2 separate regions of the Homo sapiens genome follow, and region 1 is linked to region 2. Evidence: chromatin loops called from intact Hi-C (ENCODE). Cell type or tissue: PC-3. All regions are shown on one strand. Each heading gives the region's core, and the rest is flanking DNA. Links, peaks and the distances in the headings are about the cores only.

Region 1 (12,876 bases), core at 2,340-10,339, 63 kb after region 2:
ACAAATGATATTATTTAAAAATGTTTTTAGTTTTACACATAACATTATGACTCATCTTGTTCAGATAGATTTTTGTTTTATAAAATTGAATCACAGATTAATAATTTACTGTCTGTTTTATTTTAATATTTCTAAAAATTACTTCCTGAGAAAGAGTACTAAATTTAATTTTGTACATGGCCAAGGAAATAACAATTCTTCCAAATGAAATTGAATTAACTTGAAATACAATAGATAGCATGTACCCATCATATAAAAGCCAATTACAATTAAGATGATCACTATTTTAAACTGCTGTACAGCAGACTAGGAAAATACTTTCTTTGGGTAACTAGACACATTAGGAATATTTATATGTGCATGTCACCTTAAGGTTTACAGTCTTTCCTACAAACAATCACTGCTTCTCTCTTCCAGATTCCAGATACCAGTTAGTATCTGCCTATTTGCATATCCTCCAGGCCATTCACACTCAGCGTTTTCAAAACAAATGCTTTGTAATCTTTCCTCTTTATGCCCAAACTGGATAATTTATTTGTAATAAAGACCAGCAATTAAGAGGACCTGTTAGCCACTAGATCATATCGATTCTACATCTCAGATTTTTCTTAAATTCCTCTTCTCTTCTTTCCTATGTCCACTTCTCTCACACTGAGTTTTGTAGGTGATCCCTTAAATATCTCCCTGCCTTCAACTTGCTTTGTCCTCATTATTTTCTTTATACTGTTGGGCAGAATTATATCTCTAAAATATAGACCCAATCATGATTGCTTCAGATTTTTTACTGAGTAAAAGGACAATGCAGGAATCCTACATTGATCTAGTTCTACATGATCTGGCATCAAGCTACCCTTCTGATTTCAGTTTTTACCCTAGTAACTATTTTCAAACCCAAATTTGCCTCCCCCTCCTTCTAATTCATATTCTTCTCAATTTTTTCATTGCTCTGTGCATTAGAGACCAGACTTTCTTCTGTACTTTATTATGCCCCTTCTTCTCATTTCTCCTCCTGTATTTTTTATATCTCTCTTGTACAGGCTGCAGCTAATTGTGGACTTTCATCAAGTTTGGCCTTGCTCTCTGCTTTTATTTCCTTTAATAACTCCCTCAGAGAGAGTTCGTTTGCTTGAAGAACTTCACCTGCCACCTCTGTGCTTCTGGTATTTCCTTGACCCAATGTATGCAGCCTACAGTTGCTGGCGCAATGTTTCAAATGTAATTTTTGACAAGTTATTTTTCTCTTCCCAGAAACTATACTGATTTTTATTGTTTATTTTTGTAGCAGTTGTCTAGTTTCTTTTTCCTAATTACTGCAGCTTATATAACATTCCTGCAAATGACCTCTCTGTTTCTGTTGGGCCTCTTTATTTTCTTCTATTTTTGTGGAGCATCTTTATTTTCTCTTATTTACATTACCTCAGCACCACACTTCCTCATCCCATGTTGTTAATTTTCTTCACTGTGACTTTTTTATTTGTCTTTGCCTAGAACATCTTCCCCAATTTTCATTAGCCTGCAGTCTTCATTTAACTTAAGATGCGGATTGGATTCACTTATTCCATGAAATCTTCTTTGACTAACCCTACTTCTCTCCTATCACTCACTTTGGAATGACTTATCTTTTATTTTCAGATGTGCACTTGCGTTTCTGTTCATTCTTCAATTGTACCTTCCTAACTAGATCATATATCTTTTGTGATAGTATCATTTATGTCTTTTCTGTCTCTAGCATCTTGTACACAAGAAATGGACACTTGGTAGTTAGTTGATTATACTGGAATAATAAATGAATAATAGTTAAGTTTTATTGAGTACTCACTGTGTATCAAGTATTGTGTGAAGCATTTTACATGAATCACTTTATATAAGGCCCAGTGAGGCAAAATGCTTGTTTAAGGTCACATAGCTGGTGAGTAGTGAAGGTGGGGTTTAAAGCCAGTGCACAAGCATAATCACCAGCTCAGTTTGGAAAGTGTGACTTTCCGTAAGATACAGCTGCTGATTAAATCATCTTAGGAAATGACTTATTCAGGGGGCATGCTTTACAACTCTAAAAGTTTTGGCTATCAATCTTCATATCACAAAATAATAAAACAGAGGCACTGGGACAGAATTGCTTTCACTAGAAATTGATTTGTGTTTGAAACTTGACTCATGATTTAGTACAAACCTGGTAAGCTCTAAAACTTACTGATACCATCTGAACAGTATTGGTCAAGAAACAGTGGTAGTTAATTCGCCTGTAGAATAGAATTCATCCACTTGCCATAATCCCAGATCCCAGGGAAAATTCTATTTAGTTCACAGAAGGTGGGAAAAAATCATCATTATTTATAACAATAATATTTACCAGTATGGTATTATTAATAAAGTGTGTCCTACTTTTAAAAATATATTATGAACATTAAACCTCAATTTGTTCCTTTTTCTAAAATTAACCAAATGTTATGACTTTAAAGGAATACACACCAAATGCATTTTCAGGCTGGTTGCAGCTGTGATTGGTCTCCTCTGTTTCAAGCCAGTGCTTAGTGCTTAGCTTAAGCCAATGACCTTCTTACCTGACAGTTGATTCTAATACTTCTCCACCAACAGTGAAAAAAATATAGCTAGAAGGCCTCATTCATGACTATTCCTAGGTTAATTTCCTGAGTATGCGTTGATGCTTTTACATAAAAAGTTAGAAACCTAGGCAGAATAGAACCCTCATCCCTAAAGGAGAGACTTTTTTTTTTCTCCTTAAGACTGAACAGGAATTTGTTCATTTGTAGATCAGAGAATCTGGGGGGACATGACATGAAAGTAAGGACAATATGCACACAGTGTATTTTATTTATTTATCTATCTATTTATTTATTTATTTATTTATTTATTTATTTATTTACTTTTAAGACCAAGTCTTGCTCTGTCGCTCAGGCTGGAGTGCAATGGCATGATTTTGGATCACTGCAACCTCTGCCTCCTGGGTTCAAGCAATTCTCCTGCCTCAGCCTCCCGAGTAGCTGGGATTACAGGCACGTGCCACCACGCCTGGCTAATTTTTTGTATTTTTAATAGAGACGGGGTTTCACCATGTTGGCCAGGATGGTTTCCGTCTCCTGATCTTGTGAGCCGCGCGTCTTGGCCTCCCAAAATGCCGGGATTACAGGCGTGAGCCACCGCACTCGGCCTGTATCTTAAAGTTAATTTTTAACTGATAAGCAGGAGAACTCACAGCTTGGAATTGTGCAACATAGCACCAAATCAAACTCTGCTGAGAGCTTTAGAGAAAACTTGCTTCGTTTAGCTAGTGGATTACAGCCTATATCTAAAAAGGCTCCTGGGATCAATGACAATAGAACTAACATGAGCCTTTGGGAGTGATTACAAAAAACCTGGTAAGAACTAAATTTTGTGGAACAAATGTTACACATGGTAGGTCCAGAAACTAGTTGCACAGTGGTCCAAAGAAACAGTTTTACCATTTGAGAGGAAAGAGATGGTTAATATATTTGTTCACATATGTATCCATGGAGAAATCAATGGAATTAAAAAAAGTGTTAATAGCATTTAAATGTACCTGTTCTATCACAAAAGGGTGAAATCTGGGTTATTTAATTACTGCTTAAGCCCTGGATTTGTTAATTCTAGATTTATTTTTATCTTTGGCTGCTAGATTTTATTTACCTTCTTATACCGAAGTTGATTTTATTCTGTTAGTTTGCAAAAAATGTTCCAAATCACTCTCTAATGCAGTGGTTTGCCCTCTCAAGAGCCTCACATTTACTTTTAGCTAAATAAATCACATTAAAATAACTATCTTCCTGTCTCTGGGATTATATTGATGAAGATTCTACTTACTTATTTTTATTGAGGGAGATCCTTGCTTTTTATATATTTCCAAAGCATTGCCATCACATATAAAGTGAGGGCTTTAGTTTTATATTTTAAAAAGTGAAAGTTTTCCTCTTGCTCAAGATTTCCTGGCTTGCATCCAATTGTTGTATTTGTCTGCTTAGATTTGTTCACCTTTAAGTAACTTTTTCAAAGGTTTAGTCATAAATATGTAAAACCAATTAATGGATTTTGATTAGGCTTATCCCAAGACAATATGTATCATTCATCAGATCCTTTATATGACATTCAAAACATAATTTCACCTCATATACTTAATTGATCTTTGTAACAATAAGTTCTAAAATTGACCTTCAAACACTCATTCAGGATGCATAGAACTAGAACTTTTTTCTCTAGAATTCTTGTGTCAACTTCATTAAAGCAAGAGAAGTGGAATAGAGGCTGCCTGTTCAAAACTACAAAATGCAAGCTGACATTCACCATTTTGTGGTCCGTCGTGCATGTCAGCTAAATGACAGAAATGCCCTAGATGTTCTGTAACACATTGAGAAAGCTCCATACTCCAGCTCACACAATTTTGGTGCACCCTAGGTGACTTTGAGTTGAAAACCCTAAGCTTGACATTCCTGTCAGTCTATTCACATATACCAAAAAATTTAATCAGACATGTTACATTATGTTAAAACCAGAGATTTTGTTACCAGTTCAGCTTTCACCTAGGAAACACCCCTGTTACTCAATGGTGAAGACAGGATATAGGATGAGCTATATTATTTACTATACCATCTACTTCTGTATCTTCATATATTTACCATTATAGTAAGTAGCTTTCTCAAAAACCATTTAAAGTCACAAACTGTTTAAATAAATTGTGGCTTGTGCACACCAATGAGTATATTACTCTGTAATCATTAAAAATAATATTATAAATTTATATGGATTGATATGGAAAGATTCTCGCAATATATTGTAGAATGGAAAAGTTAGCTGTAAAACGGTATATATAGCATGATCCACTTTAACCCAAATACTTATTCATAGACACATGTGTGGGCATGCATGCACACACACACACACACAAACACACACACACACACACACACACACACACACACACACACAGAGAGAGAGAGAGACATGCTGTTCAAGTTGATGCCTCCGGGAAGTGGAATTAAAGAGCTGGAAGAATAAAAGAGAATTCAAAATGTTGTATATACTGTTCTGTACTGTTAGAAAATTCACTATAATTTTTAACTATTAACTTTTGAAATTAAAAATTATTCAACACAAATGTAAAATATAATAATATAATGACTGTTTTCTATATGCCCACATTGCCTTTAATCTCTAAATTCATTGGGGAGTGCAGACTAGTACGCGTGAAATCAGAATGACTAATCCATGTAAATGACTAATCCATGAATGTAATTCAACTTGTTGGCAGATTAACAATTTGGAAAATGGAAAAGACAAAAAAGTCTACAGTACTATACTTCAAAAGTTGTTATCATGTTTATGCATGGCTAGAATGCAGGTTAGGAAAGCAAGGGGAGGATGAGTAGTGCAGTCAGCTTTGCAGGTGTGGTGGTAGCTCTCGGTTCTCTAGTTCTGCTAGTGTTTTACCCTCAAGTGGGATGTCATGACTGTGAAGCCAGAACATAAGTGACAGAAAGAATACTCCAAATATACTACAGCTATTTCTTAGCTATCACACATAGTAAAGAGAAGTCGGAGTGGAGGGCATTCTGGCCAAACAGCTAAGAAAGAAAGCAGAGAGTAGATAACTGAAACAAAATGGAAAATGACAACTTGGACAAAGGACAAGTGTACAGATCCACTCTCTGAGATTACACAAAGGATAGAACCAATGGCTCAAAGATATGTTCTAGATACAACAAGGAATGAGATCCCAAGTTAGGTGGAATGATTCTCTTTAGAACAGAAGCTACCTATCTCTCTCTGATTTTGATTCAATTAGGAACTTCTGAACTAAATTGTAAGCATCATGAAGACAATGCAAATCACATAGGAAGCAATGAATGAAATATTTTTACTATTTCTGCTAGATGATCTCAGTCTTCTCTATAAATTTTGAGGATTTTCCACATTCTACTTTGATTGAATACTTTAGTTTTTACTATTGTTTCCATGGGCCCCAAATCACCAGCAAGTAAGTCGATGATACTATCTGGAAAGAAAACATTTAATAGAGATAGATAATACAGGAAGTACTTTGGGAAATAACATTTCATGGACATTTTTGGGAAATGAAGAGGATAAACCCATGCCAAACCTTGTAAGGCTATAAGGGTTCCATTTAAAATAAAATAATTGGGGCTGGACGCAGTGGCTTACGCCTGTAATCTCAGCACTTTGCGAGGCCGAGGCAGGCGGATCACGAGGTCAGGAGATCGAGACCATCCTCGCTAACACAGTGAAACCCCGTCTTTACTAAAAATACAAAAAATTAGCTGGGTGTGGTGTCAGGCGCCTGTAGTCCCAGCTACTCGAGAGACTGAGGCAGGAGAATGGCGTGAACCCGGGAGGCAGAGCTTGCAGTGAGCCGAGATTGTGCCACTGCACTCTAGCCTGGGCGACAGAGTGAGACTCTGTCTCAAAATAATAATAATAACAATAAAATAAAATAATTGAGATCGTGAATTTAAAAAAGCATATCTAGTTATGAATGTGCTAATGTAAGCTGCAGAAAAAAAAGCAATAAAACATTAACATGGAGCTGATAAAAGAATAAATTGAAAGCTCCATGATAATACTAATTTTCTCAAGGCATTACCAGTAAGGTTTATAATTGCATTAAATGACTGATTTTTGAGACAGATTTGTATAAGATATACTTTCTATATACGTGTATAGTCAATACTCTTTATAAAGAAAAATATTTTTATCGGTTTTTAACATTATTTTAATGTTGGCCTCTGCAACAATTTAAAGTCAGCACAAGATAGATTTTAAGTTCCTGTGTCCCACAGGACTTTGATAATATGATGAAAACTCTGGAAGTTCTAGTCAGGAAAAAAAATCACGCAAAAATATAAACATCTGAACCTAGGTGAAGAAATACTTAGAATTCCTGTTTCTTTTTCATCTTCCTCTTTTCTATTTACTTTGGACCAGTCAGTTCTAAGGAATTACTGAGATATTCCTTAAAAGGAGAAGCAAAACTCATCACAAACAGAAGTGCTTGAATCTTGTTTTTTAAATTTATTTGATTAATGATTGCTTTCCAAAGTCATGAGTCACAGTGGCCTGCAGCATGATACTGTGCAGCCATAGTTTCATTCTTTACTAAAAGTATGACAGGCTTTTGACAAAATAAAGATAATTGTGATTATATAATAAGATGGAGGCTGACATACTTTAGCAAGAAGGAGCTGACCATTCCATTTCTGTATTTCGCCCATGATAGCAAGCAAATACTAAGGCTTAAAAGAATAAGAATATGCTCCATTACATAGGACTTGATTTAACAGGATTATTTTGAGATTGACAAGTCTAAAATTTGTCCTGTCATAATAACTATCTTTTATAGTACATGCAGTTGAATTCATTTTGCTTCAGGAGTTTGCATTTGACTTTTTTTTTAACTTCTGATTCCATATGATTCTATACATTTCTTTCTTTTTTTTTTTTCTTTTTTTTTTGAGACAGAATTTCGCTCTTGTTGCCCAGGCTGGAGTGCAATGGCATGATATGGGCTCACCGCAACCTCCGCCTCCAGGGTTCAAGCGATTCTCCCGCCTCAGCCTCCCGAGTAGCCGGGATTACAGGCATGAGCCACCACATCAGCTAATTTTGTATTTTTAATAGAGATGGGGTTTCTCCATATTGGTCAGGCTGGTCTTGAACTCTCGACCTCAGGTGATCCACCTGCCTCAGCCACCCAAAATGTTGGGATTACAGGCGTGAGCCACTGCGCCCAGCTGATTCTGTACAATTTTTAAAATATTTTATGAGACGTGTGTGTGTGTGTGTGTGTATGTGTCTGTGTGTGCATGTATATTTGGCTTGGAGTCAGCATACCTAAATTCTAGGTCTAGTTTAGCTTCTACCACTTAATGATGGTATACAAATATTGCAATCTAAGAATTCTGTGATTCTAATCATGTTACATAACCTTGTCTATTTCCTTGTTTATGTATGAAGATACAGTTTACCTAAGAGTGTAGTTTTGAGGCAATTATAAATGGAAGCACTTATATAATTATTATTTATAGTCATTCTTAACTAACAAATATTTCTTAAGGATGAATTTCTGTGCTATTTGTTAGAATATGCATTTCACTTTCTGTATCATCATAGTTGATTACTTATTATAGATGTTTGACTTAGGAAATAAAATAATTTTTCAGAGAATATAACATATCCAGTGTTGTTAAACATTTTTATAGATAAGATTGCAACATGATAGTAGATGTGGTAGGCAGAATAATGGTCTTTTAAAGATGTGCCCATCTTTCCTAATGCAGGGGAACTGCAAATAGTTATTTCCTTTGTCAAAAGACACTTTGCAGGTGTCGTTAAGGCTAAGGGGCCTTGAGATAAGAAGACCATCCTATAGTATCCAGGTGGAACCAACCTAAGCACCTGGGTATTTAAAATCAGAGAACCATTCCCACCTGAATTCAATTCAGAGGAGAGGGGATGTGATTATGGGAGAATAGTCAAAGAGATGCAAGGTTGCTGATGTAAGAGGGCCAAAAGCTAAGAAATGCAGGCAGCCTCTAGAAGATGGAAAGGCAATAAAACACATTCTTCCCCCTAGCCTCCAGAAGGGAATGCAGCCCTGCTGACACTTTGATATTAATCCAGTGAGTACTGTGCCAAACGTCAAGCCTATAGAACTGTAGTAAAATAAATGTTTGTTATTAGCCAGTCAGTTCATGATAATTTGATATGACAGCATTAGAAAACTAATACTTGGGAATGTTGGTAAATTCAGACTAGACATGGTAGATTTTTAAAATATACATATTTTATGTGGTAACACAAGTTTCAAATATGTTATGATACTCAGAATGTTCCACATTTATGGGCTGATAATGATTGCTCTACAGGCAAACAAAAATATTGGTACTTATTAGGTGGCTAACTGATCAGATATGTTCACCTCCTATCCATTCTAAGATCTAACTGAAATAGAGGTTATACATACATATGTACATACATACAAAGGTCATTAAGTACATTAAAACAAAGGCAATTACTAACTCCAAGAAAAATGAAACTTTGTACATATGAAAACTAGATCAAATTGAGACTACTTAGAAAAGGACAAAACAATAATTACAGTCACAAAAATGAAACAATTGAATATAAGTTTATGTTTATGTTGGGACAGTGGGGGATAAATTTAAAAGTTAGAGAAAAGATTTTTCCATTATAGGGGGAAAAAAGGTAATTTAAGGAGGTAGAACTGCTGGAGAAGCTTTAATGACAGTATAAAAGTTTGTAGGGATCTATGAGGAGTGGGGATCTCAGGAAAGAAAGCATTTTCAGAGTTTTATACTTGCATTAATTGGTTACATATATCTTCAAGTAATAATGCATGTTGCTTAAAGAAAATATAAAAAATAATGCTGAGAGTCCTAAAAGAGGGAACACTCCCATTCTGCTCTTTAGGTACTTCCAGTTCCATGCTCCTTCTTTCGATATTAGCCTATATCATTTTTTTAAAAAATGTGTATATACCACTATCTCTTAGCTCAACAACTTTGGTCATTGGATTCCTATTATGTTTAATGGGGATTATACCTGTCCTCGTGGTGTGTTCCAGAGGTAGTCCTCTCTTACCTACACTGCAACCTACTTACAGAATATTCTGTACCAAGTTGTCCTTCACAGTATTTCATTTCTCAGCACCAGGTCTTCAGTTTTAGCTGCGGGTTATGGCTCCCTTCTTTGCTGGAGATTAAAGATGTTAGAGCAGTCAGTAAGCAGCTCGCAAATGAGGCTATGTGAGGTGGCCTAGAGAGGATGTAGTAGAGGATGAAGAAGCAGCCACAGGGCTGATCCTTGATGCGCCCCAACCACAAAAGACCGAATCAGCATTGAATCAGATAAGAGAGGAACCCTGTGGATGGTGGCACCCAAGGGAACAGAGTGTTGTCAAGAATGGAGAAGTCAATTTTGTTCAATTTGAGAGGAGAACAAAGGTGTGACATCGCTTTCACAATAAGGAGATTATATATGATTTTGGCAAGAGCAGTTTCCCTGTAGTAATCTAGCCAGTTGCCACATTTAAGTGGGTGAGAAGGGAGGCTGGTGAGAAGTTTCTTTTTTATTTTATTAAGTTTCAGGGTACATGTGCAGGATTTGCAGGTTTGTTACATAGGTAAACGTGTGCCATGGTGGTTTACTGCACCTATCAACCTATCACCTTGGTATTAAGCCCAGTATGCATTAGCTGTTTTTCCTGATGCTCTCTGCCAAGCCTCTGACAGGCCCCAGTGTGTGTTGTTCCCCTCCCCGTGTCCATGTCTTCTCATTGTCAGCCCCCACTTATAAGTGAGAACATACAGTGTTTAGTTTTCTGTTCCTGTGGTAGTTTGCTGAGGATGACTTCCAGCTTCATCAGTGGCTCTGCAAAAGACATGATCTCATTCCTTTTTATGGCTGCATAGTATGCCATGGTGTGTACGTACCACATTTTCTTTATCCAGTCTATCATTGATGGGCATTTGGGTTGATTCCATGTCTTTGCTATTGTGAATAGTGCTGCAAGGAATACACGCGTGCATGTATCTTTATAATAGAATGATTTATACTCCTTTGGGTATGTACTCAGTAATGGGATTGCTGGTTCAAATGGTGTTGGAAAAAGCTGAGTGTTGGGAGAAGCTGAGGCAGGGCTTGCATGTCTGACATAATGTAAAAGAGTCTTGGAACATGTCTGGGGTCCGGGGTCTAAAACCCCTTGAGGGCTTTGGGAACACCAAGCTCTGTGTTAAAGGGTGGAAGGCTACCCTGATGCACCATAATCTAAGCCCAGGGCATAAAATCTGTAGTGGCTTGGATAGAATCCAGGGCTCGTGGCTCTGGAATGTGTCTAGACTTGCTGGCTCCTTGTTTCTTGCTCTCCCAGGATCGACTGTATCTTGAGTTAAAAGAACCTGCTCTCCATTATCTCAAGTAGCAGAGAAACTGCTAAACCATCACAGCTGTAAATCATGTCCTTAATGCAACAGGCCCTTTTGATTCCCACATTCTCACCACCTGTTTCTTTGTTGGATTACCAATAAATAGCATGGGCTCCCAGAGCTCGGGGGCTTCTCAGCCTCCTCAGCCTCCATAAACTCCCGATGGTCCCCTGGACCCACTTTTCTCTCTCAAACTGACTTTTTCTCATTCCTTTGACTCTGCCGGAATTCGTCACCCCCACGACCTGATGTTGGGTCTGTTCACCCCAAGAAATGGTATTTCTGGTTCTAAATCTTTGAAGAATTGCTGCACTGTTTTCCACAATGGTTGAACTAATTCCCACCAACAGTGTAAAAGCATTCCTATTTCTCTGAAACCTCATCAGCATCTGTTGTTTCTTGAAATTTTTTATAATTGTCATTCTGACTGGCATGAGATCATATATCATTGTGGTTTTGATTTGCATTTCTCTGATGATCAGTGATGTTAAGCTTTTTTCCATGTTTGTTGGTCGCATATATGTCCTCTTTAGAAAAGTGTCTGTTTATGTCCTCTACCCACTTTTTAATGGTGTCTTTTTTTTTTTTTTTTTTTTCGGAGTCTTGCTCTGTCGCCCAGGCTGGAGTGCAGTGGTGTAATCTCGGCTCACTGCAAGCTTTGCCTCCTGGGTTCACACCATTCTCCTGCCTCAGCCTCCTGAGTAGCTGGGACTATTGGCACCCCCTTCCATACCCAGCTAATTTTTTGTATATTTAGTGGAGACGGGGTTTCACCATATTAGCCAGGATGGTCTCGATCTCCTGACCTCGTGATCCGCCCGTCTCAGCCTCCCAAAGTGCTGGGATTGCAGGCGTGAGCCAGCGAACCTGACCTGTTTGGTTTTTTTTCTTAAAAATTTGCTTAAGTTCCTTGTAGATTCTGGATAATAGACCTTTGTCAGATGGGTAGATTGTAAAAATTTTCTCCCATTCTGTAGCTTGTCTGATCACTCTAATGATGGCTTCTTTTGCTCTAAGCAATACCATTCAGGACATAGGCATGGCAGAGATTTTATGATGAAGTTGCCAAAAACAATTGAAACAAATCAAAAATTGACAGATGGGATCTAATTAAACTAAAGAGCTTCTGCACCAGTTTCCTTTAGTTGTACACAAGTTTAGCTTGGTATAAAACATCAACCTGAACTTCTCTTCTGTTTTAAATTTAGGTAGCATAAAGAATAACTTGTATACTAGTTTGATCAGCTTAAAAACATATTTTCTCAAAATGAGTAATAAATATCTTGTGCATTTTAGATGGAAGATTTAGTTAGTTTCATTTTAATTTCCAAATATGTATTTAATATTTGCTGAGTATGTGCCACTCTCCTAGATCCTGTGGGAAATGCAGAATAGAACTGATTTATTCTAGAATATAACTTTTACTTACAAAATCATTAAAATACCTATCTAAAATTGAATGTTGATACAACAGTAATAAGGCACCTACTTAGCAAGTTGAACTTCTCTGCCTGGAGCTCCAAGTACTACATAGAACAGGAAAGAAAGAGGGGTTCCCTGGGGAGAGGAAAGAGGGAAAGACTTTAGTAACTTTTCTGTAACAACCTAAGCCTTCTTAGAGTTAGAAAAAAGTAGGTAACTGATGTGTACAAATCACCTACTATGTGTCAGATACAAAGTTTGTTGCTTTTGTGTAGTATACAATTATCTTTATAACAACAAATAGAGATAGTAACTCTAATTATCCCCATTTTGCCAATGCAGAAATCAAAGCTAGAAAAGGTAAAGTAACTACAAATTTGGCCAAAATACAAAGTGTTAGAACCAAACTCTGAAGGAAAAATATGGTAACTTCTGTCACATGCCTGTAATAACCTATAAT
Region 2 (12,876 bases), core at 1,540-9,539:
ATTGTTATCTACTTGATGCACTGATGCATTGACTTGTGAATCATGGTACAAATGGTACATTATTAAAAAGCAATAAATACTTTAGTAGTGGCAAACTCTAAGAGCTGAATAGATTAAGTGACCTACTGTTTCCATAGCTGTCTAATTTATAAACAGTTTAAAAGGAAGATTCAGGTTTTATCTGTGGTTGCCAAATTACAATAAAATACTTTTAATACTATATGGGAGCTAGACAGTAAACTTTATTTATTTTATTATCCAGGTTTGACAGGAAAAGTATGTGCAACAAAAACAAAGTACTTAGTGGTGTTTTTAATTATCATATGGAGGAGCTGCAGGTAGCCCTCTGATCTACTAATTGCCGCAGTGCCCTGACAGTTACTCCCATCAGCTCCAGCAGCAATAACTTTCCTCCAAGCATAACTTCTTTCCCTCCTCCCACCATGCAGTCACACCTGCTAAAAGCAGAAGTACTTGGCAGAGGGGAAGAGACAACACCTGGGAACTGTGTCTGCCGAGGAGCTGAGAACCTTCTAAACAGCTCTGTTTAGAGTTGTTTGTGTAATGACAATCTGTATGTCACTGCAAACTGCTATTTATTCCCCTTTAGGCAACTGTATTTCTACCTTTCTTAAATGCCTCAATAGTTCTGAAACAATTTACATGTTTGAGACCCTGGTAATTGTGTGATTTCCACTTCTAAATCTAAAAGTCTAAAATAGACATATCTTTCTAAAAAGGTATAGAATGGAAAAAGGTGTATAAAATAAAAACTGTAAAATCTAATACTTTGCTCCTGTTTATGTGTTAAGAAAAAGGCTTTGGCAATTATCGTTGTTTGGTTTGAGGAAAGGCAGTTAATTTCTAGTCTTTGTTTTAAAATTTCAAGTATTTTGTAACCCATAAGCAAGTATACACTCATTGATGAAAAGGTATAATGATGACATATTGGCGTCTGTACTTTGAGACTTGTTTAGCTAAATAAGTATCTTTAAGTATATGTTTAACCATAAAATGGATCATATCATACAGCGTTTGGGGGTTTAATTTTCAATTTAATTATTATAGTAAAATGCACATAACATGAAATTTACTATGTCAATCATGTTTTTAGGTGTACAGTTTAGTGATATTAAATACATTTATAATGTTGTGCAATCATTATGACCATCCATCTCCATAATTCTCTTTATATTGTAATGCAGAAACCCCATCCATACTCATTAAACAATAATTCCCCATTTCTCCCTCTTCCCAGCCCCTGACAACCACCATCCTACTTTCTGTTTCTGTGATTTTGACTACTCTAAGTCTCTAAGTACCTCATGTAAATGGAATCATACCTTATTTGTGAGACTGGCTTATTTCACTTAGCATAATGTCTTCAAGGTTCATTTGTTTTGTAGCATACGTTAGAATGTTCTTCCCTTTTAAGGCAAAATAGAATTCCTTTGTTTATATATGTATGTATGTGTATGTTGTGTTGTCGTTCCTTTTTAAGGCAAAATAGTATACTATTCCCTTGTGGTATGTATGTATATATGTATGCATATGTTGTGTGTGTATATTTATATGTGTGTGTATATTTATATGTGTGTGTATGTTTATATATATTATATATACATATATATTCTAAGTTTTTGCTATTGTGAATAATGCTGCTATGAACATGGCTTCACAAGTATCCCTTTCAGAGTCTGTTTTCAATTCCTTTGTTATATACCCAGAAATGTAATTGCTGGATTCTATGGTAATTCTATTTTTAATTTTTGGAGGAACTTTCATAGTGTTTTTCACAGCAGCTATAGCATTCTACATCCCCACCAAGAGTGCACATACTCTACAACACTTTTTATTTTATGCTTTTTAGGTTTTTATTTTTTCAGTAGTCATCTTAATTAGTGTAAAATGGTATCTCATTTTAGTTTTGACTTGCATTTTCCCAACTATTAGTGATGTTGAGCATCTTTTCATGTGTTTATTGGCCATTTGTATATCTTCTATGGGAAAACATCTGTTCAATTCCTTTGCCCATTTTTGAATCGAGTTGTTTTTGTTGTTGTTGAGTTTTAAAGTTCTCTATATATTCTGGATATTAATTCCTTATCAGATATGTTTTGCAAATTTTTTTTCTCATTCCGTGGGTTGCCTTTTTATTCTGTGGTAGTTTATTTGGATATACAAAACTTTTTAATGTTTATAAGTCCAATTTGCTTATTTTTTCTTTTGTTGCCTGTGCCTTTCGTGTCATATCAAAGAAATCATTGCCAAATCTAATGTTGTGAAATTTTTACCCTATTTTGTCTTCTCAGAGTTTTGAAGTTTTAGATCTTAGATTTATATTTGATCTATTTTGAGTTCATTTTTGTATACGATGTAGGTAAGTGCTCAACTTCATTCTTTTATATATGGATATTCAGTTCTACCAGCAACATTTGTTGAAGAACCTGTCCTTTCCCCATTGACAATCCATATCGAATGGCTTTGGCACGCTTGTCAAAAATCCTCTCACCATATATGTGAAACTTTATTTCTGAGCTTTCTATTCTATTCCATTTGTTTCTATGTCTCTCTTCGTGTCAGACCACACTGTTTTGATTACTGTAGCATTGCAGTAAGTTTTAAAATAAGGAAGTGTGAGTCCTCCAGATTGGTTCTTCTTTTTCAAGATTTCATATGGTCTTAGGATGGTCTTTAAAATTTTTTTGTAAAAAAGCATCCTCTGAAAGTTTCAAGCCCTCAATAGATTCCAGAGTTTCAAAATAGTTACATCAGACAAATTCTGCCAGTGCAATTTTTGCCTAGGTAGGGAGGCAGATTCTTGGTGCTTCCTACTTCAGAATCTTCTGGGAATCCATTCACCTTATAGTTGTACTTATTCAACAACATTTTATTAAACTCAGACAGATGTAAGAAGTGTTTTGAGTGCCAAAATTACAGTGATCAAAAAGCTGAAAATCTTTTCTCACATAGAGCTTATATTGTAATGGAGAGAAACGGAAAATAAACAAGCAAATTATCTAGTTGGTTGAAAGGATGGGGTAGAAATTTTTAGACAGAGTCTCGCTCCATCATCTACGGCTGGAGTGCACTGGAGCCATCTCGGCTCACTGAAATGTCTGCCTCCTGGATTCAAGGGATTCGCCTGTCTCAGCCTCCCAAGTAGCTCAGATTATAGGCATGTGCCACCATGCCCAGCTAATTTTTTGTATTCTTGGTAGAAACAGGGTTTCACCATGTTGGCCAGGCTAGTCTTGTACTCCTGACCATAAGTGATCCTCCTGCCTCAGCCTCCCAAAGTGCTGGGATTACAGGCATGAGCCACCGCTCCTAGCTCAGATTCCCTTTTTATATTGAGTGCTGAGATTCAGTCTCATTGCTCAAAAATATTAAGGAAGTGAGGTATTGCAAATATGTTTTCTCACATTTTATTTGCCTTTATATTGCACTTACTATGTTTGTTAAAAGTTGTTAAAGTTGGCTGCAATGAGCTGTGATCACACCACTGCATTCCAGCTTGGGAGGTGACAGAGCAAGACCCTGTCTCAAAAAAAAAAAGTCATTAAATTTAAAACAGATTTATTTTATAAAATATGCTTGTGTTTCCCTTTATGATTTCTGCTGTTGGCATTATATTTAAGAGTATAAGAAATGCTATTTGTTTTTCCTACCAAACTGTTATCTGTGCTTCCCCACATGACTTAAAACAACTGTTAGAAAAAGAAACATGTATTATACACTAAATGCTATGATATAATTTGCATCTTTTCAGGGACTTATTTATTAAGCTACTTCTCTATTAGTGTGTCAGTAGTACTTGGTTTTAACTATTGTATTTTGTTATATGTTTGTGCCATTGTGGATAATTATTTAAAATATATCTGAATGTAATTTGCTAATATTTTTGTTGGGACATTTGCATCTATTTTCATAAATGACATGTTATACTAACTTTATTAAGCTTGGTATTGGAAAAAATGCCAGACGGATAGAATTACTTGGGGAGCTTTTCTTCTCTGAAACACTTTAAATACTGCATGAGTTTTCTGTTCCTTAAGTTTTGAAATAACTCACCTACTAGCAGTCTGATCTGTTTGGTGGGTACTTTTGTGTATACTGTTTCTAGAGTCTTTCGTAGTTAGTGGAATACTTTCTTGTTATCCCCTTTCCGTTTTTGATAATTTATCATTTCTGATACAATAGAACAGTTTAACAATATTTTCTAATTTATTAGCACATATTATATGTACCATTAAAATGTTCATAGAGAGTTACATATTTATAGAATAATGTGAAAGAAAAATGTACAAAACAGATCACAGAAATCTACATAGAGAATGGTAACTATGAAGTAAAGAAGTAAGCATTAGACAAAGTAAAGCTCCTAGGTTTCAAGAGTCACATTTTCTGCTTCAACGGATTACTAACTTTGGTTTTCTCATGTGTAAAACGGGGATAATAATAGAGCCTGACTTGTAAGGTTATTTTAAGGGTTTAATAGAGGTTAAGTGCATAGAACCATATCTGTGGCCCATGATGGATATGATGATGATCATGATGATGATGGTGATGGTGACGGTGGTGGTGGTGCTGGTGGCGACAGTATAGTATCTCCAGTGCTGTAGCACAATACTTGGTACACATTCTGATTTTAGAAAAATAATTGGTTAATAAACTGTTGTTTTTCTTTATTTTATTTTATATATATTTTTTTACTTTTTGGCAAAATACTTATCAAAAAGACTTCAGTCTTTGAGCTATAACTTTCTGGCATGTTGGTGTATTGTATTGGTTAAGAGAAAGATTTTTCTAATCAGATAGACTAGGAATTGGATCCTGGATGAAACATTTATTTGCCCTGATACCTTTTAGAGGTTATATACATAACCTGTTTCCTCATTCCTCGAGTGTGGATAAAGCAATAGCAATCTAATAGAGCTGTTGTAGAGATTAAAAGAAATAACCCATGTAATGTGCTTACAAATGCTGGCACAATACAGGTCCTCAATAAACATCTGGTATTATTATTTTCTTAATTGTGGTCTGGCTGTTAAAAGGGGAAAGTTATTCTGAGACACAATCCAAAAGAGAATGGTATAGGCAAGATATAGGAACCTGGAATGTTCTGAAAAATTCACTGATTGGCAAAGGTTAGCAATCCTAGAATTGATATGATATATGTTTTTATTATGTTTCTGACTTTAAATTATTGCATTTGGGGAGTACTTGACTGTAACAGAATATTAATTAATGTCTCCTAAGTCATCAGGTGGTCTCTGCTTTCTTTTTACTCTTTCCACCTAGATGTGCTTACTTTCCATTCTGAAGATAGACTATAAGTTGTGTCTTGATTTATAACTTATAACAGAAACTACTAAAATATCTAAGGTTGTTTTTATTTTACATTTTGCTTTAGAGGTCTTAATTGTAAATATGGTATAAAAGGAAGATTTTTTAAAGGTGGAACTCAGGATGTTAAAATGAAAAACAATTGGAATATGTTCTTGTTTTAGAGCTAAGTTTCTATGCAACAGAACTGGATTTTAAAATGAAGGTGGCCATGAGCATGAAAGTTTTTTGTAATCTACTAGTTCATGGCTGGTTGTTTCTGTGTTCAGTACTTAGTATTCAGAAAACTCTTTACTACTTCCTATCTTTTAGCAGTTCAAATTTATTTAAATATCATATATACCTCAAAAATGAATAAAAAATAAGTGCATATTGCACTTAAGATTTTAATATACAATAATTGTTTGCATTTTAAATAATTTATTTTTGCTACCTCCTCCTCTCAAAACAAGCGAACAGCAACAACCCCTCAAAACCCAATACTTTCCATTAGAGAAGATATTTAAGTTAAGTATAAGACATAAATATACAAACATGTTTTAAGGATTGGTATAACACTCTATGGTTTCCCAAAGAACAGACCAAAAATATATATGAGATTAATTAAGTGGTTTGGATGAATTAAAAAATAGGTATTAAAGTTTCGGGTTAGAAAATTGCTAGGCTAATTTGTATCAATTTGTACCTATTTCTAAAGTAACAACATTTATAACTAAAATTAACCTGTTGCAGGATTCCATATGAAATTTATGTAGTGTGAGATTTATCATGTATATATAATATATTAATTTTTAAAAATAAAGTCATAATTTAAAACATTATTTGGGGTACTATATAAATGGCCCCATAAAAGAACAATTGTAATGTGCAGATTTAGGATTATCTTCTCATTTTAAGGTTAGCTGATTAGGAGTCTTACCTGTATTTGCTAAATCCCTTTTGCCAGGTAATGTGACATATTTAATGGGTATAACATCAAGGGATGAAGATCATGGAGATCTGGAATGCTACCTACTGCAATTGTTTATATACACAATCTCATGTAGGTATAGGATTGTATAACTCTGCATCTGTAGCATGTATCTGTGTAACAATTTCCAAAGCAATATGAATTCGTTTAGGTATCAAAAGACAATTCTGGCTCTAACAAGTACTTGCCTTGTGACTGGGCAAATTCTGAATTCCAAGCCTCAATTCCCTTATTTGGCAAAAATAGAGACCGTAGCTTCTCCACTACTTGTCTTTTTGGCATATGTAATGATCAAGATAAAAATGAAGCAATACACAGGAAATGATTTCAGAACCTGAAAACTGCCTTACATTGTCTGTTTTGGTTGTAGCTTCAAAATCTTAATTTGTCTTTTATACCTTTATAGAATCAGGCAAAATTGGAAGTAGTGACAATTTCACTTCTTCTATAATCTTCCCTTGGTTGTGTTTGTATATTTTACTGTACCCATTAAGATGTCATGAAAACGCTTGATGACAATTATTTTGAAAATGAACACAAGCACACTAAGAATTGATGACAAACCTGATATATAGTCAGTGATTTGTGAGAACCCAAGCGATGATCAAAATATGAACAATGCTTATATATTAAAATGAGTATATTTATATCTGATGTCCCCATATTTCCCTGATTTCTCCAATTTTTTTTATCTCCAGTTGAGATCTAGAAGTTGTTGGCTTAGAAAATTAATTTTTATCCATACAAATTTATACAGTCAAGAAGTTAAATTAGTCACTCACCATCATGAAAAAATTGTCACCTCTAAAAGAATAAGGCATCTTACCTCTTGCTATGTTTCTGTGACCCAAAATTTCAATTTTTTCAGGTTCCAATGCCTGTGCACAAAAATGAGATTAACTTAAATTTCCTTTAATACAGTATCAGTTGCACTATTTAAAATATTTTAGCCAATATTATGGAATTGTTTCTAGAAAAAACATGTTTGACTTTGTTTCTAAAAAGCTCAATTTCAAAATCATATATGGACTATAACTTATTTTTGAATTAGCTCTTTTTTTTTTTTTTTTGACAGAGTCTTGCTCAGTCACCAGGCTAGAGTGCAGTGGCGCGATCTCGGCTCACTGCAACCTCCACTTCCCGAGTTCAAGCGATTCTCCTGCCTCAGCCTCCCGAGTAGCTGGGACTACAGGCACACACCACAGCTAATTTTTGTATTTTTAGTAGAGACAGAGTTTCACCATGTTGGCCATGATGGTCTCAATCTCTTGACCTCCTGATCGACCTGCCTCAGCCTGAATTAGCAATTTTTTGGTTATACCTTTCAATACAAGAATTAACTAAGATTCCAACCCAAAATGCAATGACATTATTGAGATTTTCCCTCTAGGAACTGTAAATATATATTTATACAAAAGTTATTAATACTTTATTATAAAGGTATATACTTAAAGTAGAATAAATACATTAAATTACCTCTTCAGTTAGTAATATAGGTTACATACTCATTGCTATCAAAAAATAAATGCATTTGGAAGTCAAATTTACAAACAGAAAAACAAAAACATAAAATTGTTGCTAAAATAATTTCTGTCTGTTCTTTGGGAAGTGACATAGATCATCTTAAACTAATTTTTTATTATTATTTCTAAGCAAGTTATTTATTTTGTTTTGTATTTCCCATAATTCAAGAGTATCTTTTGAAATATTTAAAATGTTGCTACTGATAACAGCTACATAGTAAACCAATCTAGAGTTGGAGGTTTCAGGTTTCTGATTTAACTTTAATTGAGAATATGTTATAAATTATGTCAATTGATTTGGGGATAATAAGAGGCATGAAGAACTCTTCCAGGATGAATTGTTTGTGCAGTCAATTACTATGCACAAAGCCTTGAATATAAGCCCAGGCAATTGGAACATACCAACTTTAACAGGGACTTCTCAGGTTTGTTTATGTTGGCATTATCAATGTGAAAATATGCATTTTAATATGTAATTGCATTATAAAAATGATATTGAAGTCATTTGGACATATTAGGAATGTAAACCATCAGTCCATGCTAGTTAATAGGAGAACTTCATATTCATGCAATGTAGCATGAATCAGCCATTTTATTTGATTCAGAAAATCTTAGAAAGATACTGACAATGAGGAAGATACAATTTAAAAATGTAAGCCTTATTCACATGGTGTAATAGTTCCCTGACTCTCCTACTAAAGAAAATTAAAGCAAATTGAATAGATGACTCATTTGGTTGTACTCCAGGAATTTACACACTGTTCTTTCTTTTGTTGCACTAATAACAAAGGTGTGTAATAAAGCAAAAGATGCTGTTACATCTTTTAAATTTGCTATTCCAAAAGTTAAAATGGAAACCACTTTAGGAAACCTGTTAATATATGTTTATAATTAAAACTGGGTTTCTTTGGCATTACTGCTCTTTTGGGAAGTTGGCTTATATGTATTCTACATTAAGTTCATTTTATTATGTATCTGCATAAACTTGTTATTGTTACTCAGACTGCATCTATGAAGCCACATGCAGAAAACTCATGTGTAGTCAAAGAGTATTTATGGCTTGCATTTTGGGTTATTAGACTATTATGTTTAGATAATCGGTTGGTTCTTTTATAAAATATAAAGCATTATCACATTAGTTGTCTCTTTACTCATACATTACTTTGTTTTAAAACACAAAGTAAGTTATAAAGGATATAGATTGTTCAGCACTTTGGTATGCCTCACAGTGCTTACAAAAGTACTTTGTTTATACGGTATACTTGATAGACCAATTGAATTCCCAGAAAACTTTTATTAATGTTTTTATAACACACTAGATAATAGTATAAAAAAAAGTCAACATTTCAAATAATGACATTTACAAACTAAAATAAGTACAGTAAGATATGTAGGTTTCCAGAAAAATAAACAGATTTATAGCAATCTAACCTATTAAATCTAAAATAATAGAATCTTTTAAAGAATGGGCAATAGTTAATGGAATCCAAAAAAATTAGAGTACCTATGATCATCATATTCTTTTTGAAGTAAGGGTTGCACTTCAATCATTTTGCATAAATAAGTGCCTCTTCTATTTATAAAAATATTGATAGTTATAGTTATTCCCAGATTTTTATTGAATAGTCAGTTTCACAGTTCAAGAAAACATTGTATAGCAAGACATTCATCTTGCTTTAGAAATCTGAAGTGTGTGTGTGTGTGTGTGTGTGTGTGTGTGTGTTGTAATGACCTTAACCTAGAATGGTGGTATCATCAGAATCTTTTTGTTTAGACTGATTCCATTTTTGTTCACACTTGAAGCAAATCCAAACTAATGAGATTTTCTTTTAAATAGGTAAAACAAGAATCATCATCACAACCATCGCTTGTCTGTCTTTTTTTTATTAACGCTCACTTGCAGAATCAACTTAGGCAGGTGAATAAGTGACTTAGGGAACAGGCAAGATATATGTTTCTGAGCTACTCATTGCTAGCATCTTTTTAGCACATGGAAAAATATTTAATATGTTATATGGTGTCTAGAACATTTTAAGAAAAAATACCCCCAGAAGAATTTTGCTATATAATTATAAGACATTCTTTGAAAACATTTTTTGGTTATTTTGTAAGATAATTAAACACTTGCTTGGATTATTGGAAATGATATTTGCATTCTTTCTGTTTGAGATGCCAATACTAGCAATATATTTACACCCACTGTCTCCTCAGTTTGGATATATCACATATGATTAGAGTGAAATGAAATCAGAATTTCCTAAAGGACCACTTTTTGCCATGCCAATATGTGATAAGATTTCTTGGATGTATACCAGGTTCTACTTTCATATTTTCCTAGGTCTATTTTCCTTTCCATGTTTACTCCAGTTTTCATTTTGGTAATTACCATACTGGAGGTGATAACCTTCACAAGTGATGGCATTACTTATTCCTTATTTACTAATCTAATAGGAAATGATTGAAAAGGGCATTCAATTTGTTTGCTCACTTTTTATTAAGAGATGTTTTGGGGGGAATTGAATGTATTTCCAGGATTCAAACACCTTGGCCTTTAATTTGTCAAACTTCGGTATTTAAGTAAATGATCTACATTCTGACTGAATTAATTGAACTCAGGGAAGGCTGTACAAAAAGATTGTTCCTATATTTTCTCACATATTTCTGTAAGGTCCAAACTGTTGAAAAGCAATTAGATTCTGAATTACTCAGTGACCGCTGCAATACCTGTTCTTTGACCTCATAAAATCTCTCCTTTTCTCCTCCCACCTTCTCCTACCCTTCTATTCAGCAAACATAATTTTCCCCTTTCTTTAACCACTCTCCTTCAAATCTTCAACTCTCCTGATCCACTGGTTTTGAGCTGCTCCCACTCGGTAGTAGTTTCAGTGTGGTAGTAGTAGTTTAATCTTTAAGTCATAGAAACATGGTTTGGTCAGTGTACTGAGAACAGATTCATATCCTAGGTGTGACCTCCCAGGGATACATAATTCAAAAAGTATGATATGAGAATATAGATTTTTAATTCCATAATGGTAATTATAATCTTTAAGGATATGAAAAGAGACATGAGAATTCTAGTGAATTTATTCATGAATTGGAAAAGAGGAGTTTAGTTGCGTGAGTTGAATGTTGAATGGTAGGGAGCTAAAATGGTCTGACTGCAGTTGGCTACACCTGCCCCATAGACTGTGCTGCAGTTCCTATTCTCTCAGATAGTGTTTTGTCTGGGCAGTGCCATGGTTAGTCTTTCTACTTTTCAGATTTTGGTGCTTTAATGGCTGAATAACCCCGTTTCCTCATCCTGTTCATCCACCAAAACATTTTGATTGGCACATTCTTTCTTTAGATATAGTAATAGATTCCCTTAGTTTCAAGTCAATTCTAGCTAGTCTAAAAGTCAATCTTTTCAGTCTGTAGAGATTTTACAATTTAACCATCATCAGAAGGCAAATTTATTTTCAATTTACAGGTTGTTGGGATTCCCAACCCATTTAAAATTGCAATCATGCATGAACCATGTAAGCCATTAGAGGACCAAACTGTTAAAATTTAAGTCTTGTGTTTGTTATTTATTTCAGAATAAAATTGCATATTTTACAAATATTATTTGTACTTGTACATTTAATATTAGTAATATGTTGTAATAAATCATTTATCTAGTTAAATACTTATCTGACCAAATGTTGGGCAAATTTGGGCACTAGAGATGACATTTATCCAAAATTCTTGCTGTATTGGATATACCTGTTTTGCACAATTTATGACAATGCTATATAGGCAGATACGTGTGGTAATGTTTTCATCAAATAAATGGTTCATTTAAAACATTTCACTCCACATATTTAAACTATCTTAGACTGAAAACACAGACTATAAAATGTTTATCTTGATTTGTGGGTGGGACGGAGCAGTAATAACATTGATATATTGGTTTTTAATAAAACCAAATCCCCATAGCTACATGAGAGCTATCCTTAAAAGTACTTGCCCAGGGAGGCTTGTTACTTTCTTCCCCCCAAATGTACCACAGTTGTTGAAATGGTGTTTTAAATTCTTTTTGGAACTGCTTTTAAAACCATAGGATAGCTGGGTGCGGTGGCTTACGCCTGTAATCCCAGCATTTTGGAAGGCCGAGGTGGGTGGTTCATGAGGTCAGGAGATCAAGACCATCCTGGCTAACATGGAGAAACCCCGTCTCTACTAAAAAATACAAAAAATTAGCCGGGCCTTGTGGCAGGCGCCTGTAGTCCCAGCTACTCGGGAGGCTGAGGCAGGAGAATGGTGTGAACCTGAACCTAGGAGGCAGAGCTTGCAGTGAGCCGAGATTGTGCCACTGCACTCCAGCCTGGGTGATAGAGCAAGACTCTGTCTCAAAAAAAAAAAAAAAAAAAAAAAAAAAAAGGATAAAAATGAATACTGTCTTATGCTGTAGGTATCTTCTATCCCAAAACTGTTTGCTTAGCTTTATCTTTAGTTGACTGGGTATGACACTGAGAGATGTTTTACTCCTTCCAAAAATCATACATAACCTCAAATAACCAAAATCCACCACCATTTAGGTTCTTCAATATATCGTGGCACAATATATGAAAGCAATAGCAAAAAGGAATTTCTTGCTTTCAGGGCAACTTCTGTGTAGGCTGAATTACCTGATGTGGTGCAGGGTGCAGGTGACCTGGATTTAGTTATTTACAATCATGAACAGAACTGTTCTCTGGCCTTATAGATTACATATCCTTAGCAAAAACTGCTGCATTTGGAGTCTAAGGAAAGGAGAAGATGCATTAGTTAGAGAAAACCAGGTGTAATTTCAGAATTCACTGTCTCCATTTGTATTGCATTCACTGGAGCTGACCCTCTAAACCTACAAATTCTGGGGTTCCCATGTATTTTTTGGATGTGCAGAAGACTCCTTGGCTGTGTGGAGGATTCTTGTAATTGGTCTGAGTTTTCTGTGTCTGAGATTTCTGTATAAACCTTCATTTCTTGTGGCGACTACCACTAATTCTCTCCAGCAGCCTGGGAGAGAAAGAA

Evidence for each region. A loop is a pair of places that touch in the nucleus more often than their neighbours do. Peaks named below come from ENCODE experiments on the same cell type or tissue, not always from the same donor. Only the 100,000 strongest peaks of a DNase experiment are listed, where the experiment ranks them.
Region 1: it touches region 2 in a loop (2.1-fold over the local background); 3 of 110 quality-filtered maps call a loop at or near these places.

What each region holds. Positions count from the first base shown.
Region 1 is chr5:84,295,892-84,308,767 of GRCh38, reverse strand. The region is part of intron 1 of EDIL3 (EGF like repeats and discoidin domains 3); the gene reads left to right. Among named protein-coding and RNA genes, the nearest start is that of EDIL3-DT, 80 kb to the left of the region's middle. In PC-3, for the core only: no CTCF peak of the experiment used is centred there; a DNase peak (open chromatin) is centred at 7,037; H3K4me3 peaks cover 723 bases; H3K27ac peaks cover 1,275 bases.
Region 2 is chr5:84,357,960-84,370,835 of GRCh38, reverse strand. The region is part of intron 1 of EDIL3 (EGF like repeats and discoidin domains 3); the gene reads left to right. Among named protein-coding and RNA genes, the nearest start is that of EDIL3-DT, 18 kb to the left of the region's middle. In PC-3, for the core only: no CTCF peak of the experiment used is centred there; no DNase peak of the experiment used is centred there; H3K27ac peaks cover 794 bases.